Linked DNA regions of Homo sapiens: region 1 is linked to region 2. The links are chromatin loops, found by intact Hi-C in ENCODE. Cell type or tissue: Caco-2. All regions are shown on one strand. Links, peaks and the distances in the headings refer to the core of each region. The heading gives the core; the rest is flanking DNA. Region 1 holds the start of LOC107986283 (a long non-coding RNA gene). Region 2 overlaps IGFBP7 (insulin like growth factor binding protein 7).

Region 1 (10,012 bases), core at 2,817-5,316, 94 kb before region 2:
ACAAAAACCCTGCTGATAAAATAGGATGTGGTAAAGAAGCTGGCTAAAACCCACCAAAACCAAGATGGCAATGAAAGTGACCTCTAGCCATTCTCACTGCTCATTATATGCTATTTTTTCTTTTGAGACAGAGTCTCACTGTGTTGCCCAGGCTGGAGTGCAGTGGCATGATCTCAGCTCACTGCAGCCTCCACCTCCTGGGTTCAAGCAATTCTCGTGCCTCAGCCAAGTAGTTGGGAATCCAGGTGCACACCACATGTTTGGCTAATTTTTTGTATTTTTAATAGAGACAGGGTTTCTCCATGTTGGCCAGGCTGGTATCGAACTCCTGGCCTCAAGCAATCTACCTGCCTGGGCCTCCCAACGTGCTGGAATTACAGGTATGAGCCACCACACCCAGCCATTATATGCTTATTATGAATGCGTTAGCAATGCTAAAAGGCACTCCCACCAGCGCCATGACAGTTTACAAATGCAATAGCAACGTCCAGAAGTTACCCTATATAGTCTTTAAAAAAATGGAGGAACCCTCATTCCAGGAAATCTCCACCCCTTTCCTTAAAAACTGGTGAATAATCCACCCCTTGTTTAGCATGCAATCAAGAAATAACTACAAGTATACTCAGTCTAGCAGCCCATGCTACTGCTCTGCGTATGGGGTAGCCATTCTTTTATTTCTTTACTTTCTTAACAAATTTGCTTTCATTTTTAAACTAAAGAAAGAAAACGTGGTATATGGCCGGGCGCGGTGGCTCACGCCTGTAATCCCAGCACTTTGGGAGGCCGAGGCGGGTGGATCATGAGGTCAGGAGATCGAGACCATCCTGGCTAACAAGGTGAAACCCCGTCTCTACTAAAAATACAAAAAATTAGCCGGGCACGGTGGCGGGCGCCTGTAGTCCCAGCTACTCGGGAGGCTGAGGCAGGAGAATGGCGTGAACCCGGGAAGCGGAGCTTGCAGTGAGCCGAGATTGCGCCACTGCAGTCCGCAGTCCGGCCTGGGCGACAGAGCGAGACTCCGTCTCAAAAAAAAAAAAAAAAAAAAAGAAAGAAAAGAAAACGTGGTATATTCGCGATGGAGTTCCATTCAGCCATAAAAAGAATGAAATCATGTCATTTGCAGCAACTTGGATGGAACTGGAGGTCATTATGTTAAATGGAATAAGCCAGGCACAGAAAGACAAATATCACACGTTCTCACTCATACCTGGGAGCTAAAAAAAGTTGATCTCATGGAAGTAGAGAGTAGAATAATAGGTACCAGAGACTGAGAAGGTTATGTGGGGGTGAGGAGGGATAAAGAGAGTTTAGTTAATGGGTACAAACTTACAGTTCTATAGAAGTTAAAAGTTATAATATTTGATAGCAAAGTGGAGTGACTATAGTTAGCAACAAGGTGTATATTTCAAAATAGCTGGAAGAGATAACTTGAAATATTACCAACACACAGAAATGATAAATACTGGTCAGGCACAGTGGCTCACGCCTATAGTCCCAGCACTTTGGGAGTCCAAGTCGGTCAGATCACTTGAAGCCAGGAGTTCAAGACCAGCCTGGCAAACAGGTAAAATCCCATCTCTACTAAAAATACAAAAATTAGCTGAGTATGGTGGCACACGCCTGTAATCCCAGCTACTTGGGAGGCTGAGGCACAAGAATCACTTGAACCCAGGAGGTGGAGGTTGCAGTGAGCTGAGATCATGCCACTGCACTCCAGCCTCCATCTCAAAAAAAAAAAAAAAAAAAAAAAGAAATGATAAATATTCAAGGTGATGGATACACCAAATACCCAGACTTATCATTACACTTTCTATGCATGTAACAAAATATCACCCCATAAATATGTAAAATATTATGTATCCATTAAATTTTTTAAATGTACCTTAAAATAATGATGCCTAGATTTTGGAATTTTACCCAAAAAGTGTGATTTTAATTAAAAAAAAAAAACCTGGGGACTAATATAGGGCTAGTAATTTTCTATTTTGCCCAAAAAAAAGAATTTTTAAAAATCTGCTATTCTCATCATTTCATTAAAAAAGAACATTTTAACAACCAAAAAATAAGCAGATATTATCTCATAATGAAAAAAAAGTCTTAAATAGAACAATTTGGCTTTGCAAAAACTCACTAAATTGTGCCTTTCTTCCACCACTCTTCAGATAGTAGTGTGAACTTCATCAGGGACCAGCACTGCTGTGAGCACTAGCTTTGGAAAACACCAGCTTAGGGGTGGTAGAAAAGACAAAAATGGAGTGAGAGTAGACTGGTGAAGACAGAAAAAGAAATAAAGATTAGGAGTCATCAAACAATGATCCAGTAGAGCCATGGTTTGCAAGTTGCTTCACAGAAGATACTCAAAAGCAGCTAGCAAGGGGCGAAGCTGTGGGTCTCCAGCCTTCCTCTTCAGTCAGAGAGGCCTTACTCTTATTTGACGTATATTGGGATACCACCTTATCAGACTCACTGAGGCACATGGGTTCTCTGGGCTGGCTAATGGTTTGTGCCAATTCTTCAAATATTGACTCAACACATTTTTAGTGAGAGTAGGGAGAAACCAACTAACTTCACTTGAAAAAAAATATATACCTTCTCCTTTATGTTCAGAACAAGAGACAATTACATACACTTATCATTAACATAATATTTTGACTTATTTGCAATTGTCTTCCATTTCACTGATTTTCCATTTTTCCTAGCTACAAAGCACTGTTCCGTTATACCAAGTCCCTCAGAGTCACTAGGAATAGAAGCAGCTTACATGGCTTTTTCAGGGTGATTTTACTGTGTTTTGTTTTGCCTTTCTTGTTAACAAAACATTCTCTTTTCTGAAATATGTGTTATTATCCAGGTTGTGTGAGATTTTCCAAACCAGATACATTTTGGGAGGCATTAAGGGATTACAGTGCATATGATAGAGTAAATCATTTTTTCTCAGTAAGTGGGACTAAGTGATGTGTTGCTGGGTTTCAGAATTTCAGCTGACTGCAACTGCCAACTTCAGGCCTCTGTCAGCTACCTTGCTGGGACTGGTTGGGGCCAAATGAACTGCAGGCATGCTGGAGTCATCAAAACATTCAGACCAAATTGGCCCCCACCATCGAAGAGTGTTTTGCTTTTGTTTTTATTTTCACATAAGGGGCTCTACTTCATTAGGACCAAAAATGATATACATTTTGATGCTTTTTAAAATAATAGTAGGTGGAAACCTGAGTTTTAAAAGTGCCATATTTCTGATTTATTCCAGCATCTTTTAGCTTCTTCCTAGGAAGAAGCTCAGTTGATCTGCTTCCTAATCCAGATCTGTAAAATTCACTTGAATAAAGTGTTTGGCTTTTCAGTAAAGTTTTAAAACCGCAAAAGAACAGGTATGCACATCAGGGTACACTAGAGGGTTACAATAGGCAGTTGTAAAATGAAAGTATTTTGGAAGTCTCATATAGTTGTTAATTACCAACCTCATTCCTTGATGAGAATATTAACCAGACCAAACTGCTGTCATCCAGTGCTTGATCATCAATGGTTTGCTTTGGACTCCTGCCAAATATGGGGAAAAAAATGGGGCAAATGAAGGGAAGGAAGACACTGGCTGATGACTACCAGTACATCCTTTCTCTATCCCAAGGCAAATGAGACAGATGAGACTCGCCCACCCACCTCCACCTTTTCCCCCTAATAATAGTCCAAAATGCTCCCTATAGAAAATATGTGCAACAGCAGCAGTCTTCCTCTTCCCTGCACAAGTCTGCACCCATTTTTTGTGCTGATGCTGACAGTTCATTTGGTATACAGAAAGGACTCCACACAGGGAGACAGAATCAAGCCCAACTTCCTCTCCAATAACCTGAGAAGCCCAGACCCATTGGCCCACAGGTGGCACATGCATGTGGATGGGAGATCTGGTCCGGGAGGACTTGGCACTCACTGGAGCTGCCCTCTGAAGCTCATCCAACAATCCACCCTATTGAATGCAGGAGGTGTGGAGATAATGACTATTTCCTGAATGTCTTGCTGTTTAAACAGTCCTGCTGTGGTGTTTGGAGAAATTCAGGATGTTTTTGCATTCCAGGTGCTGTTGGAGCTGCCTAGCTAAGCTAAACACCCCACACAGGCACTGAGAACAGGTGGTGTCTGGCCAGACTGCTGGCAGTCAGGATGATGGTTGTTTTTCCTGTTCCAGCAGTTGGCAGAGGAATGCGAGCTTCAGTACAATCAGTAGCTTTCCATCCTCGAAAAAGGAATGTGTTCTCCCTGACACCACTGCATAAAGACACTCTATAGCGCTCAAAAGCCCTTTCTGAGACAGAACAAAGTCCAAAACCACAGACTACCATTCAGAATCTTCCTCAATTTATCCCTGTTTTTAAGCACTTTGGCATGCAAGATGCAAGATCCACTTAAGCGAGCTCAGGAGAGGGTGTGTGTAGGTGCGTGTGTGTGTGTGTATGTGTGTATGTGTGTGTGTGTAGAGATGTTATTAAAAGAATGCAAGGGAGGAAATGGCTCAAAGGAACCAAAAATTAACCAGGAATCACCTGTGGCTCCCTAAATCTCGAGGGACCACAAAGCTCCCCCCAACTCTAGTTCTGTCATGAGACACACATGCTCTAGTCAACTCTTTTCCTAATTTTTGCCTTGGACTCCATATCTATTAATCCCTGTCACATTCTTTCAAGGGTCTTCTCTGATCTCCCCCCAAGCCCACCATTTGATGACATCTGTTTCTCCTGATTACACTCGGTCAAAGGACCCTGTTTCATCCATTGCCTTTGTTATGACCTGACATTTTCTTATTTATTTACTTGTGCATTTTCCCATTTAAACCTAATGTCTGTGAAAGAAGGACTTTGCCTTGTACATCCCTGTATCAATAGGCCCTAGAACAGCATGAGGCAGATAATCAGCACTTATTAAATGCATGATGGTTCACAATCAGGGCCCTCTACTATGAAATTTCTATATTTGTTGGTTCAAATGCTCACATGAGACCATCTGATTGGTTCTCTTGCCAGCTAGATGATCTCCCCTGGGCATCTGAACCAACAAATACAGAAATTGAACCAAGGCTGAATGCTAAAACTAAACTGAAAACTAGTTCTAGCATTCAGCCTTGGTCCAATCTGCCATGTCAAGGAAGAAGAGTCAGAAGCTACCCTTTCCAAAGGTTATGAGAGGTGGTGAGTCTCCAGGGATCTACAGGTGAAGAAGACACTAAAACATGCCTCAGAGAGGACTCATCAGCCTTTGCAGAGTTATCTCCCGCAAGTGCATGTACAACACATCACTACCCCATTCCTGTGGGCTACTCAAAACCCCTGGCTCTGATAGGCACTCACATTTTTGTTAAGTCACCCTGTCTTCCCTGCTTCAGATCTTGTCTCAAACTGTTCCCTCCTTTCCAGAAAGCCTCATCCCAAACAGCCCTACCCCACTGTCATGCTATAGATGTTATAGCCTTATTTCAGAATTCAACTCAGATTTCATCTCATTCCCAGATCCTGTCATTCTAAATTAACCACTCCTTTTCCCAAAGTCGGAAACACCTTGGTTCAACCTCTGCTAAGGACTTGCTCCAGGCTTCTTTGCAAGAGAAAGGTAAGAATCAGATAATAAAATGCCACCCAAAGATCCTTAGCAGGGATAACCCAGAGATTTATTTACAAGAATGGGGCCAGAATCTGACACCCATTCCAGGTACAAGAGGCCATGACGAGCTGTGTTCCTAGCGAGGGTATGACTTCCTGCTGAAGGCCACTGGGCAGCTCAGCAACATGGGGAAACACAGCAAGGGCGATGAAGATCAACTTTGCCCTCTTAGCGGCAAGGAGAAGCCCAGTCTTTACCTAAATGCTGGCTGTTTCTAGATTTCACCCCTGAGACCAGTGGTTCACAAAACTGGCTGCATGTTAACATTCCCTGGGGTGCTTTTTAAAACTCTCCACATCCTGAGAGAAACCTTAAATGCATACTGCTAAGTGAAAGAAGCCAACCTGTAAAGGTACATGTGCTGTGATTCCAACTCTGTAATATTCAGGAAAAGGAAAAACTATGGAGACAGCAAAACGGATTAGCAGTTGCCAGGGGTTAGTGGGGAAGGAAAGATAAATAAGCAGGCACAGGGCATTTTTAGGGCAGTGGAAAGAGTTTGTATGATACTATAATGGTGCATACATGTCATTATATATTTTCCCAAGCCCATAGAATATAAAACACCAAGAGTGGACCCTAATGTAAACTATGGATTCTGAGTGATAATGATGTGTCGATGGAGGTTCATCAATTCTAACAAATGTACCACTTTGCTGGGGGATGAAAAATATAATATATGCCTGGCCCACATTCATGTCATATTGCCATCATCATAGTGCCTTTGCCACTCATAGCTTTCTATAAATGCAGAGGAGGCTAATGCCTGTGTGGGGAAGAGGGTATATAAGTACTCTCTGTACTTGCTGCTCAATCTTGCTGAGAACTTAAAACTGCTCTAAAAAATAAAATCTATAAATATATCTACACACCCAGATCCTGCCCTAGATATTGTAAATAAATTACTCCAGGGTGGGGCCCAGGCTTTGAGAACCACTGGCCTGGAGCTATATCAAAACATATCTGTCTGGGTATGATGGCTCACACCTGTAATCCCAGCATTTTGGGAGTCAGAAGCAGGAGGATCACTTGAGGCTAGGAGTTTGAGACCAGCCTGGGCAACGTAGCAAGACCCCATCAGGTGAGTGGCACACACCTGTGGTCCTAGCTACACAAGAGGCTGAAACAGGAGGATTGCTTGAGCCCAGGAATTCAAGGATACTGTGAGCTATGATTGTGCCACTACACTCCAGCCTGGACAACAGAGCAAGACCCTGTCTCCTAAAAAAACAGAAAGTATCATAAGAGAAAGACAGACAAGAGCTTTGCTTCCAAAGAGGCCTAAGCAGGAATCCCAACTCCTCTTTACCACCTTTGCCATCTTCCACAAGTCAGTTAAGGCTTCCTTTCTGTGCAAGTAAAGTGCCAGTAATTCCTACTGCATATGATTATTGTAAAGATTAGAGAAAACATGTGCAAAATTCCAGGTACATAATAAACCCTCAATAAAATTATGTATACATATTATTAATTCCTCCCAACAACCCAATAATACATATTATTAATTCCTCCCAAAAACAATATGTTTTAAACATGTAAGGCAATGTTGCCTACACAACAAAATATTAGTGCTTTAAGAAAAAGAGGTCCTTTTTTTTTGTTTTTGTGTAAGCCACCTCAGCCTATTCATATGATGAAAGTTGTTTGGCAGGCCAGGTGTGTACACTCCTCTGCAAATCAACATCTCCAGATTCTAACTTTTTATTGAGGCAATAGCCCCCTTAAAAAGTGAATTCATGTCAGCCACTATAGACCAGGAGGCAGCTATTCCGCTACAAAGCAATTGATGTGGAAGTCAGTAACTGTTCTTGAATACAAATACTGCACCTATAGAAAGCTATGGGTGGCAAAGTCACTATGCGAATATGACATGAATGTGAGACAGGCATATACTACATTTTGTATATGGAAAACAACCATCATGCACAAAATCAAAAAGAAAGAAAAATGTCTTTCCTGCTTATTGGCAAAATCATAGTATCTAGTTTTCAAAGTCCATTAAAGAAATGCTTCTTGACTTTCTCACTGTGTGTATTAGTCTGTTCTCATGCTGCTAATAAAGACATACCCAAGACATGGTAATTTATAAAGGAAAGAGGTTTATTGGACCCACAGTTCAGCATGTCTGGGGAGGCCTCACAATCATGGCAGAAGACAAAGGAGAAGCAAAGGCACATCTTACATGGTAGCAGGCAAGAGAGCTTGTGCAAGGGAACTCCCATTTATAAAACCATCAGATCTCATGAAACGTATTCACTACCATGAGAACAGTATGAGGGAAACCACCCCCATGATTCAATTATCTCCACCTGGCCCTTCTCTTGACAATTCAAGGTAAGATTTTGGGGGGGACACAGAGCCAAACCACATCATTCCACCCCTGGCCCCTCCAAAATCTCATGTCCTCACATTTCAAAACCAATCATGCCTTCCCAGCAGTTCCCCAAAGTCTTAACTCATTTCAGCATTAACTCAAAAGTCCACAGTCTCATCTGAGATAAGGCAAGTCCCTTCCGCCTAGGAGCCTGTAAAATCAAAAGCAAGTAAGTTACTTCCTAGATACAATTGGGGTACAGGCGTTGGATAAATGCACCCATTCCAAATGGGAGAAATTTGCCAAAATTAAGGGGCTATAGGCCCCATACAAGTCCAAAATCCAGCAGGGCAGTTAAATCTTAAAGCTCCAAAATGATCTCCTTTGAACTCCATGTCTCAGATCCAGGTCACACCAATGAAAAAGGTGGGTTCTCATGGTCTTGAGCAGCTTCTACCCTGTGGCTTTGAGGGGTACAGCCCCGCTCCTGGCTGTTTTCGCAGGCTGGCATTGAGTGTCTGTGGCTTTTTCAGGCACACAGTGCAAACTGTCAATGTATCTACCATTCTGGGATCTGGAGGATGATGGCCCTCTTCTTACAGCTCCACTAGGCAGTGCCCCAGTGGGGACTCTGTGTGGGAGCTCACACCCCATATTTCCTTTCTGCACTGCCCTAGCAGAGGTTCTAAATGAGGGCTTTGCCCCTGCAGCACACCTCTGCCTGGACATTCAGGTATTTCCATACATCCTCTGAAATCCAGGCAGTATTTCCCAAACCTCAATTCTTGACTTCTGTGCACCCACAGGCCCAACCCCACGTGTGAGCCACCAAAGCTTGGGGCTTGTACCCTCTAAAGCAGCAGCCTGACCTTTACGGTGGCCCCTTTTAGCCCTGGCTGGGACATAGGGCACCAAGTCCCAAGATTGCACAAAGCAGCAAGGCACTGGGCCCAGCCCAGGAAACCATTTTTTCCTCCTTAGCCTCTGGACCTGTGATGGGAGGGGATGCCATGAAGACCTCTGACATCCCCTGTAGACATTTTCCCCATTGTCTTGGCAGTTAACATTTGGCTCCTCATTACTTACGTATATTTCTAGAGCCAGCTTGAATTTCTCCTCAGAAAATGGGTTTTTCTTTTCTACCACATCATTAGGCTGCACATTTTCTGCTCTTCTTCCCTTTTAAACATAAGTTCCAATTCCAAACCATATCTTTGTGAATACATAAAGCTGAATGCTTTTAACAGCACCCAAGTCACCTCTTGAACACTTTGCTGCTTAGAAATTTCATTTGCCAGATACCCTAAATCATCTCTCTCAAATTCAAATTTCCGCAGATCTCTAGGGCAGGGGCAAAATGCCATCAGTCTCTTTGTTAAAACATGGCAACAGTCACCTTTGTTCCATTTCCCAACAGTTTGTCATCTCCATCTGAGACCACCTCAACCTGGACTTCATTGTCCATATCACTATCAGCATTTTGGCCAAAGCCATTCAAAAGTCTCTAGGAAGTTTAAAACTTTCCCACATCTTCCTATCCTCTTCTGAGCCCTCCAAACTGTTCCAACCTCTGCCTGTTACCCAGTATCAAAGTCACTTCCACATTTTCAGGTATCTTTACAGCAGCACCCCACTCTACCAGTACCAATTACTGTATTAGTTTGTTCTCATGCTGCTAATAAAGACATATCTGGGACTGGGTAATTTATGAAGAAAAGAGGTTTAATGAATTCACAGTTCAGCATGGCTGAGGAGGCCTCACAATCACGGCAGAAGATAAGGGAGAAGCAAAGGTGCATCTTAGATGGTGGCAGGCAAGAGAGCTTGTGCAGGGGAACTCCCATTTATAAAACCATCAGATCTCATGAGACTTATTCACTAACATGAGAACAGTATGAGAGAAACCACACCCATGATTCATTGATCTTCACCTGGCCCCACCCTTGACATGTGGGGATTATTACAATTCAAGGTGACATTTGGGTGGAGACACAGCCAAACCGTATCACTGTACTTGACCCTCTTGCCTCCCAAAACCAAAATGATATCTAA
Region 2 (10,012 bases), core at 3,405-5,904:
CATGAAATATCCATCTTTTAATTTTTTTTCAACCATTTGAAACTGCAGGCCGGGCATAGTGGCTCACGCCTGTAATCCCAACACTTTGGGAGGCCAAGGTGGGGGGATCGCTTGAGCTCAGGGGTTCGAGACCAGCCTGGCCAACGTGGCAAAATGCTGTTTCTACTGAAAACACAAAAATTAGCTGGGCATGCACTTGTAGTCCTAGCTACTTGGGAGACTGAGTCATGGGAATTGCTTGAGCTTGAACCCGGGAGGCGGAGGTTGCCGTGAGCCAAGATCATGCCACTGCACTCCAGCCTGAGCAACAGAGTAAGGTTCTGTCTCAAAAAAATAAAATTTTTCTTAATTTAAAAAAACAAAAATCCAAACACCATTCTTAGCTCATAAGCCATGCAAAAACAGATGGCAGGCCAGATTTGGCCCACAGGCCATAGTTAGCTAACCCAGGACCAGAGAGTCATACCACTTTCATAGCAAAAAGGATACACATGGTTTGTGTTGACTCTGAGTAGGGAACTTCTCCAGAGGGTGCCATGATACAGAAGGTGGGGGGTGTGTTCCCTAATTGGGGGAATGGAGAAGCATCATTCTGGCCTCTCTCAGTGGCCCCATACCTGCTGACTCTATTTAGGCCGTGGCTTGAGGGTGCCCCCCACTTGCCAATGCCTCCTGCCAGGGACCTGGACACTGAGAACGCTGGGAAAGGGCCCTCTCCTTGGGGACCCTGGTCACACCCAATAGATCAGTCACTCTTCTTCCTTCTTACCAGCTGCCTCTCCTGAGCACACTGGAAGAAGGACCCCTGTACCACCTTCCTCGACACCCGGGCCTCTTCTGTTCAAAGGTGCCTCCTGGCCAGGCATGGTGGCTCACACCTGTAATCCCAGCAGTTGGGGAGGCTGAGGCAGGAGAATTACTTGAAGCCAGGAATTCGGGACCAGCCTGGGCAACATAGCAAGACCCCGTCTCTACAAAAATAAAAAATAAAAATTAACTGACATGGTGGTGCACGCCTATAGTCCCAGCTACTCGGGAGGCTGGGGTGGGAGGATCGCTGGAGACCAGGAGTTTGAGGCTGCAGTGAGCTATGATCAAGCCACTGCGCTCCAGCCTGGGTGGCAGAATGAGATTCTGTATCAAAAAAATAATAATAAAATTAAATTAAAAATAAAGATGTCCCTTCCAATCCCCTGACGCACACAGCACTCCACATGTTTCTTTTCTTCCCTGCCTCATCACCCTTTTCAACCTTAGATCCTAAGCTTCTTGAGGCAGAGACTTCCATCTTGTCTGGGTGCTTAGCACATTTTCAAATATTCTCTTAGATTTTTTTTCTTCATTACCCATGGAGCGGTTGCTTGTTGCCTTTCCAACCCAAAATAGAAATAGTGGTAAACAAAAGAAGAAAAACATTGAACATTTTGGAACTAAAATTTTATTACTACTGGAAAAGTCCCAGATAATAAAAAAACAGCTGGTAAATTAGCACTCATTTAAGCATGGTCTGGGGAAGAAGAAAATTTTAATAACACATTTTTCTTCCTAATTGTTTTTGTTTGTTTAGATTTATGCATTCCCAAAGTGGACCTTAAAATCATGTTGGTGGCAGGAGGAAGCCAGTGTGGTCTTTGAAATTTGCTTCAGATAATCCATCAAGGGGATGGCCTCATAAACAAAATTATTATTTTCTCCCTAAGATGCTGACTCATGTGAAGGACTGTTTAAAAGATGACTTTGGCTTTGTGCCCTCTCCTGCAGGTCCTTCCATAGTGACGCCCCCCAAGGACATCTGGAATGTCACTGGTGCCCAGGTGTACTTGAGCTGTGAGGTCATCGGAATCCCGACACCTGTCCTCATCTGGAACAAGGTCTGTGGCACAGACTTTAAGAGACATCCTAGGCTGACAAGCTTCTCTTGCACTGCACAAGGATGGTAAAACGTTAAATCCTCAGCCTGCTTTGTTGACTGCGGCTCCCGCAAGGTGAAGCCTTAGGGCAGTCATACAGGCCCCTCCCCTGGATTCATGGAACAAAAACCAGTCCCTGCCATGCTTTTGTTAGCAGCATCCTAGAATCTGAGAAACTGGAAGAACAATAATGCTGAACACCTGAACCCACCTTCAGGGTGTGTGTGCACCTGTGGTGTGTGTATGTGTGTGCATATGTGGGTGCGAGTGAAAGTGTGTGTGTCTGTGTTTGCGCCCTCAGTGGAGACAGTATAGCATAGGGGTTAAAAGCGTACGTTTCTCTCTTTCTGTCCCAAAATACCACCTCCAAGCCCCCACCAAGCTGTTTGTGATGGCATCAGTCTCCTCATTTAAGACTGAACATTTAGCTGATAATTTAGATCCTGTCTGCTTGGAGGCATTATTATTATTTTACTGGGAGGCTCGGCTAAGAAGGTAAAAGGACACAAAGCCCTGTAGCCTTCTCCTGGGAGCATGGATTATTTTTTCAGATTCCCTAAGTGCTGGGAGATGGATGAGTACATTTTAAGGGCACTTGGAAGTAGGATAGAAGGAATGAGGTGGGATCTATTCTCCTAAGTACCAAGGCTGTAGAACCATAAGTTAGGGACAGAGGAGACCACTCCAGAACAGAGCATTAAAAAGGAACAAGAGGAGGAATAGCAAAGAAAAAAATGTCTCCTTTCTGAATTTTGCTAAATGCTGGCCCCAGCCCCAAGTGGAAAAAGCATGATATTCTTTTAATAAATCAGCTTTGAAATGACTTCCCAAATGGAAAAAAAGAAAAAAAAAAGTGTGAGGCTGGGTGCAGTAGCACATGCCTGTAATCCCAGCACTTTGGGAGGCTGAGGCAGGAGGATCACTTGAGTCCTGGAGTTTGAGACCAGCCTGACCAACACAGTGAGACTTCCTTCTTACAAATAATTTTTTTAATTAGCTGGGCATGGTGAGGCATGCCTGTGGCCCCAGCTACTCAGGAGACTAAGGTGGAAGAACCCCTTGAGCCAGGAGATTGAGGCTGCAGTGAGCTGTGATTGCCCCACTGCACTCTAGCCTGTCTCAAAAAAAAAAAAAAAAAAAAGAGTGTGAATTCCTTAGCCAGGGTGGCTGAGTTCTCTGCAAGTCAGGGTTTCTCAGCCTCAGCACTATTGACATTTGGGGCCAGATAATTATTTGTTGTGCGGGCTGCCTGTGCTTTGGAAGATGTTTAGCAGTATCCCCAGCCTCTACCCACTATATAACAGTAGCATTCCCCCATCCCCCCTGTCGTGAGAATTAAAAGCATCTTCAGACATTGCCAAATGTCCCCTAAGGGTGTGGAGCTGGGGAATTGCCCTGGACTGAAAACCACTGCTGTTAGCCTCAACTCTGTTCTCTACCTTATAAAAGTAGCATGTAATTATCATAAAGATGAAATAAAGTAATGCAAGTAAAAATTACTTGATACATAGTTAGCACTCAGTAGACATTAGCTACTGTTCCTGGAAATTTTTCCCTTCAAGTGGCATTATCTTGTATAATTATCTTCATATTTGAAGGACAACATCATCTCAGCATGTATGGAGAAGGGAAAAGAAAACACTTATTTGCCATCAACTAACACCTCACAATTATACCATACACTTACGTTTTTGTCTTTTTTTTTTTTTTTTTTTTTTTGAGACATAGTTTCACTCTTATTGCCCAGGCTGGAGTGCAATGGCACCATCTCGGCTCACCGCAACCTCGCCTCCCGGGTTCAAGTGATTCTTCTGCCTCAGTCTCTCAAGTAGTTGGGATTACAGGCACCCGCCACCACGCCTGGCTAACTTTGTATTTTCAGTAGAGACAGGGTTTCTCCATGTTGGTCAGGCTGGTCTCGAACTCCCGACCTCAGGTGATACGCCCACCTTGCCCTCCCAAAGTGCTAGGATTACAGGTGTGAGCCACCGCGCCTGGTCGTTTTTGTCCTTTTTATACATTTTGAATTGCTGAGCCTCACAACTATCCTACGAAAAATAAAAATTAAAAAATTATCAAACTCATGCTACCAAAAAAGGAACTTAGTTTAAGTAAAAGGGCATAACCAGACATCCATTTTAAGCTGCCTTACTTCTCCAGCAAGCTCTAAGGTGGATGATAGTCTCCCTTGACTATTTTGTTTGCTCTCTGTGTGACCGGAGAAGCAACTTCTAGAACTCCAGGAGGACTGTGGCTCCCGCAGTCGGAGCTCTTTCTGTTGCAAGTTCTACCAGCCCATTTGAAACCAGCCTAGGCAAAACAAAAAGCGGGGCGGGATCCAGCCTCAAGGGCCCCTGCATCCAGGTACACACGCCATCAGAACTCTAACTCTTGACTCTTTGCTCTCAATATACTAGTCTCATTTTCTTCTGCTTCAGAAAGCTTCCTATGCAGTGGGAGATATCAACTCCACTCACATTTTTATTACAGCTTAAAGACCCCAGAGGAAAGAAAGGGCTTCCCTTCTCCCTGCTGCATTGTGAAAATCCCACGAAGGGCTCAAGCCCAGGTCGGGTCACCTGCTAAGCTCTGGCTCCCCCATGCGGCCGGAGGGATGCGGCCACTGACATTGGCACCGGCGTGAATCCGCCTGGTTTGTGTAAAATCTGGGAACAGGTACCAGAAAATGCCTGAGGTGGGGGTGATGGCAGAGGCAACACTACTATACCATCCTTTACAGTGAAGCTTCTCTTAAAGGAGCAATAAAATTTCACCCCGATCAGTTATGTTTTTAAGAGGAAGGCGGAGCAAGAGTAAGAGCAGAAATGCAGTCCGTGGATGGGTTCCCCTCCATCCTTACTGCAAGAACTGCAGGCGTTCCTCACTGCTAATTTGGAGATTGCTGGTTTGCTCAGGGTGTGGGGAGGTGGAGAAATAATGTTCCGAGGAATACCCATGAAAAGCTCCGTTGCAGTTCTCTACAGTTTTCTAGGGATACTTACACAATGAGAAGCGAGGGTCACCCAAGCGTCCTGGGGCATGTGACCTTATTGGCAAATCTTGGCAAAGAATAATTTCTTCAGTCCTTGCTCTACCCAATCCCAGCTACAGTATTCACATACCAGAGGAATACGTCTGCCTCGGGAATCTTTTCCCTTTTAGGACTGTACAGGGCAGATCCCAATAGACAAGGCCTCCCTGAGTGCTTGTCCTCAGGGCTAGTCAGAAACACCAAGGCAGTTGAGGCTGGTGTGGTGGCTCGCACCTGTAGTCCCTAGCCACTCGGGAGGCTGAGGTGGGAGGATCGCTTGAGCTCAAAAGGTGGGGCTGCAGTGAGCTATGATGGCACCACTGCACTCCAGCCTGGGCAACAGAGCAAGATCCTGTCTCTGAAAAAAAAAACCAAAAAACCCACTATGTCAGTCAACGAGATGGGTGCTGAAGTAAAGAAGTGAAGAGGAAGTAGGAGAGAAACAATTTTTTCTGCAGACTTTCCAGAACAAGCAAAACCCAACTGTGATGCTCTGCCGGTTTTCCTCTACCTTCATAATGTAATTTGCCACATGCATGACCCAAAGCAATGTTTCTTACACTGCAGACCATGACCCATCAGTGACTCCTGGAACTAATGTAGCGATCACAACCACCATGTTCTTATAAAAAATAAAAAATAGAACAGAACCTATGTTAAGGCATCACACTTACCACTTATGAAGGTGTCATTTCCTAAAACTTTTGTATATTCCAGATATACGATAGTTTGGTCCATGTCAAAACTAAGGAAACTTGGGAAGTCACTGACCTAAATAATTAAACAGGGTATTTGTTTTCTCATCGCTGTCCTTGTAACCAGACTGTTAAGAATACAAACATATTTACTATCATGTGTGTTTCAAATCCAATTTAAGAGTAGAACACCTTTTTGGATAGATTATTAGAATCCTCACTTGTAAAACAAGAGAAACTGAGGCTCAAATAAAGACAGCATGTCCTTCTTGCTCAAGGATTCTTAGCAACAGCAGAATTAATGGTACAAGCCTTTTCTCCATGACACTTGAGACTACGGTGGCAATTCTTACGGTTGGCACAGCCTGGCGAGTGGTCTTTACTTTCCTTACTGGTAGTAAGGAAAGCTGGCTTTAACAAGCCCCATACCTTTCAGCAAACTCCTAGCCTAGAAAGATTCGAAGGGCAATATTTTGAAATGGGAACGTGAACTGAAATAGCCATATTTGACTTAACCCTTTTAAATCAAAGATGATGCTCACAGCGAAAGCAAAACACCTTCCCAATATTTGTTTCTGAGACGGAGAGGCTCTCTGTTTAATTCTTTTCTTGCCTGAATATTTCTTCAGATTAGGGCTTCCTTGACCTCTAAGAATATTTTTTAATCAAAAATAGTGACCTCTAAGGTAATAGTAATAAGCAGAAATTATCCAAAGACGTATAAAGAAAGAGTTGAGAATCTCCCCCCACCTCCTCCTCCTGCCTGAGGTAACCAATGTGAACTGCCCTGGTTTGTATCTTTCCACACTCTTTTTCATATCCAAGCATATTCAAACATATATCCCTACGGTGAAATGAGAATATAGTGTGCCAGTAAATTATTCTGAAACTCGCTTTTCTCAACAAATACTTCATGGACATCCGTCCAAGTCTGCTTCTCAACAGCTACGTAATATTCCAAGTATGAATACTGTAATTTATTAAATCAGTTCTGTATTTTTTCTGTTGTTTCCAAATTTTTGTTAACTTAAAAAACCTACTTTAAGCATCAAAGTACACATATCATACATACTAGTGATTGTATTGCTATAAGATAGATTCCCCAACAGTTACCTAAGTCAAAATATTTGTTTCAGTGTTAACAGACATTGTCAGATTACTTTCTAAATAGATTGTAGTAATTCACACTCCCACCAGAAATGGAGAAGTGCCATTTCTCTGCATCTTTACTAGCACTGAATATTAACCTCTCTTTTTTAGTTTTAATTCCAATTTTAACTAGAAAACACATATTTATTGGCCAGGCACAGTGGCTCATGCCTGTAATCCCAGCACTTTGGGAGGCCAAGGCAAGTGGATCACTTAAGGTCAGGAGTTCGAGACCACCCTGGCCAATATGGCAAAACCCCGTCTCTACTAAAACTATAAAAATTAGCCAGGCGTGGTGGCACATGCCTGTAATCCCAGCTACTCGGGAAGCTGAGGCAGGAGAATCACTGGAATCCCGGAGGCGGAGGCAGAGGTTGCAGTGAGCTGAGATCGCACCACTGCACTCCACCCTGGGTGACAGAGCGAGACTCTGTCTCAAAAAAAAAAGAAAACACATACTTAACAACACTTAGAATCCCCTTACACGAATAAGGGAGAGTTTGACATATAAAAATTTGTCATATGAAAATTCTTGGCACTTTTTTCTATGTTTTCTACATGATGTATAACCTTTTATAATTACGTAACATTAATTAAAATACGCCATGCCAACACTTGTGAAAAGAAGGGAAAAATAAAGTATATCTATATTGTGATTTATGTTAAATATTATATTTAACAAGATACATTTCCCTTTCCATAGTGGATCAGGTTAATTAGCATAAAATGCTGTTACTAAGAGCTATGGGATTTGAGGCTTAGTTGCTGAGATTCAGTATTTCAGTGCTGCAGTGTTTATTTTCTTGCTTTGGTCACACATAAAACTCATATGATTCTGAAATTCAGTAAATAAAGGTCAGAGTCATATTACTTGAGACCTTGGATCAAATTAATACTTCTACCAAAATATTCTTACAACCCATTTTTAAGTAACTATTTCAAAAGCTGTATTAGCATAAACCGTTTCTGCCAGCTACTTGGGAAACTAAGGGAAAAGGTACCTATTGAGTATGTTTGTCTTCACAGCATTTATGAGAAAGACATTAAGTTACGTGGTTTTCTCTCACTAATAGTGGCAATGTGGGAAAATTCCAGAAAAAAAATGCAAAAAGCCAGGCTTTCCAAATCATGCAAGATATTTTTTCTAGAGCAGGAATTGGCCTAGATCACATGTGGTTTGCTGAATCCCAGTCCTGGCATCATAAAGCTGAGAAAATACAGTGTAGGTTTGAAGCCGACACAACAGCAGAGTACCAAAAAACACATGGTAGGAGTGGGATCCACATGGGAAAAGCAACACTGAGATGGAAGTTAATAAAGTGTATATATTTATTTATATATTTATTATATTTATACATACGGTGTCTATATATACACACTATTATCTGGTCTTTATTAAGATTTGCTTTATTATAGAAGAAAATGAAAAGGAAACTAGCTATTTGAGGTTGTAAATCCTTTCTAATTACAAAGGTAATATCAATAAATGTCAGGTTGGCTCTTAAAGGAGATCTGGGATGGAATGAACAAACAATTCGTATATCCTTTTTTTTTTAAAACTCACCATTATCACAAGGCTTAAAATATTTGTACTCTGTAACTCAGCTGCTAAATGTATATGTATCGAGGAGCTACAAGTGAATTTCATTCTTTTGTATATTTTCCAGAGTTTATATAATAAAACATTTTGCCTTTTAAAATGAGGGCAAAAAGGATACTATTCAGTATTGGCCTTGCACCAAAGAAACTGAGTTTCTTCTGAATCTTGACATGACATACACAGAAACAGTCAGCAAGTTTTGTCATAAAAGAACAATGACAGCACATGTATTTGACAGCTGTTTTTTTTTTTTTTTTTTTGAGATGGAGTCTCACTCTGTTGCCCAGGCTGCAGTGCAGTGGCGCGATCTCAGCTCACTGCAACCTCCGCCTCCAGGTTCAAGCAATTCTCCCACCTTAGCCTCCAGAGTAGCTGGGACTACGGGTGCTCGCCAACACAATCGGCTAATTTTTGTGTTTTTACTAGAGACAGGGTTTTGTCATGTTGGTCAGTCTGGTCTCGAACTCCTTTGATAGGTGTTTTTTATCTTAGGTGTTCAGTAAATCATTTGATTAATTCTTAGCCCTCAGAATAAAGTAATGGTATTGGCTTTGGTCTCAGCCTATTTTCCATTGATGAAGCTGTTGCAGGAAGAGCCCCAAGGTCCCAAGCATCAAACCTAGTGCTGGGTGACAGTTCATCAGTTGAACATGGCATGACAGGCAAAAGGCCTGGAACTGAGAAGCAGAATTTCCAAGAGCATGAGTGAATGAATGATGGTGACCAGTGGCAGGAAATTATGACCATGTATATTCCCCAGGCATGCAGAAAAATACATTAGTTTAAAACATGTACGCTTAGCAGGAAACTGGCAGGAAGAAATAAAAGAGGATCTATATTTTAAAAGTATTTAGGAAAGGGAAATAGTTCAGTGAAATGCTGGGTTTACTCTGTTAGAAAGTCTGACATACACTATGTGCAATTGTAGGGATGTGGCCACTTCCAAGTAGATGATCTGGTGTACAAAACTCAGTATTACTCTCCTTTTGTTTTTGCAGGTAAAAAGGGGTCACTATGGAGTTCAAAGGACAGAACTCCTGCCTGGTGACCGGGACAACCTGGCCATTCAGACCCGGGGTGGCCCAGAAAAGCATGAAGTAACTGGCTGGGTGCTGGTGAGTACCAGTACCAAGAGCTGGCAAGAGTTTCATTCTTAGCATTAGACATAAGCAGACCTGGCAAAGGTGCCTGATGTACCGCCAGCCTAAAGGTGCTTGCTCTTCCACATCTGTTTGGAATAGCCTTACCATGGAGTCGCTGCTCCTCTTTCAGAGAAACTAAAGGAAAAGTGCTTTATTGCATGTTTTGAAAACAACCAATGAATTAACAAGAACTAGTATTTTCCTAAGAGTTCAAAGCAAAATCCTCACACGGAGCTGCGTGGCCCAAGCATTGTTTTAACTGATTATCGATTAATAAATACCTTATTTTACTTGACCCTGGATATTCATGGAGAATACTTTGATCATATACCCTTATCAAGGTTGCCCTTAAACCGATAATGTGTACCTATCCAGTTTTTAACCTATGCAGTATGATCAAAAGTTGTCCATGACATTTCCTCATATGAATCCTCAGCAAACCAAATATGGTAGTTATCGAAGTCTCCTATCACAGGACTTGCACT

Evidence for each region. Peaks named below come from ENCODE experiments on the same cell type or tissue, not always from the same donor. Only the 100,000 strongest peaks of a DNase experiment are listed, where the experiment ranks them.
Region 1: a loop joins it to region 2, with 8 times the contacts of the local background. A loop is called at or near these places in 2 of 110 quality-filtered maps.

The regions. Positions count from the first base shown.
Region 1 is chr4:57,126,446-57,136,457 of GRCh38, reverse strand. The region is part of intron 1 of IGFBP7-AS1 (IGFBP7 antisense RNA 1); the gene reads right to left. LOC107986283 (a long non-coding RNA gene) reads right to left here and starts at 4,118. Exons shown (of 3, transcript XR_001741705.1): 1 at 3,459-4,118. In Caco-2, for the core only: no CTCF peak of the experiment used is centred there; a DNase peak (open chromatin) is centred at 4,147.
Region 2 is chr4:57,032,683-57,042,694 of GRCh38, reverse strand. It overlaps IGFBP7 (insulin like growth factor binding protein 7), which reads left to right. Exons shown (of 5, transcript NM_001553.3): 2 at 1,762-1,871; 3 at 9,384-9,500. Among named protein-coding and RNA genes, the nearest start is that of POLR2B, 59 kb to the right of the region's middle. In Caco-2, for the core only: a CTCF peak has its summit at 4,519 (motif pointing left); a DNase peak (open chromatin) is centred at 4,504.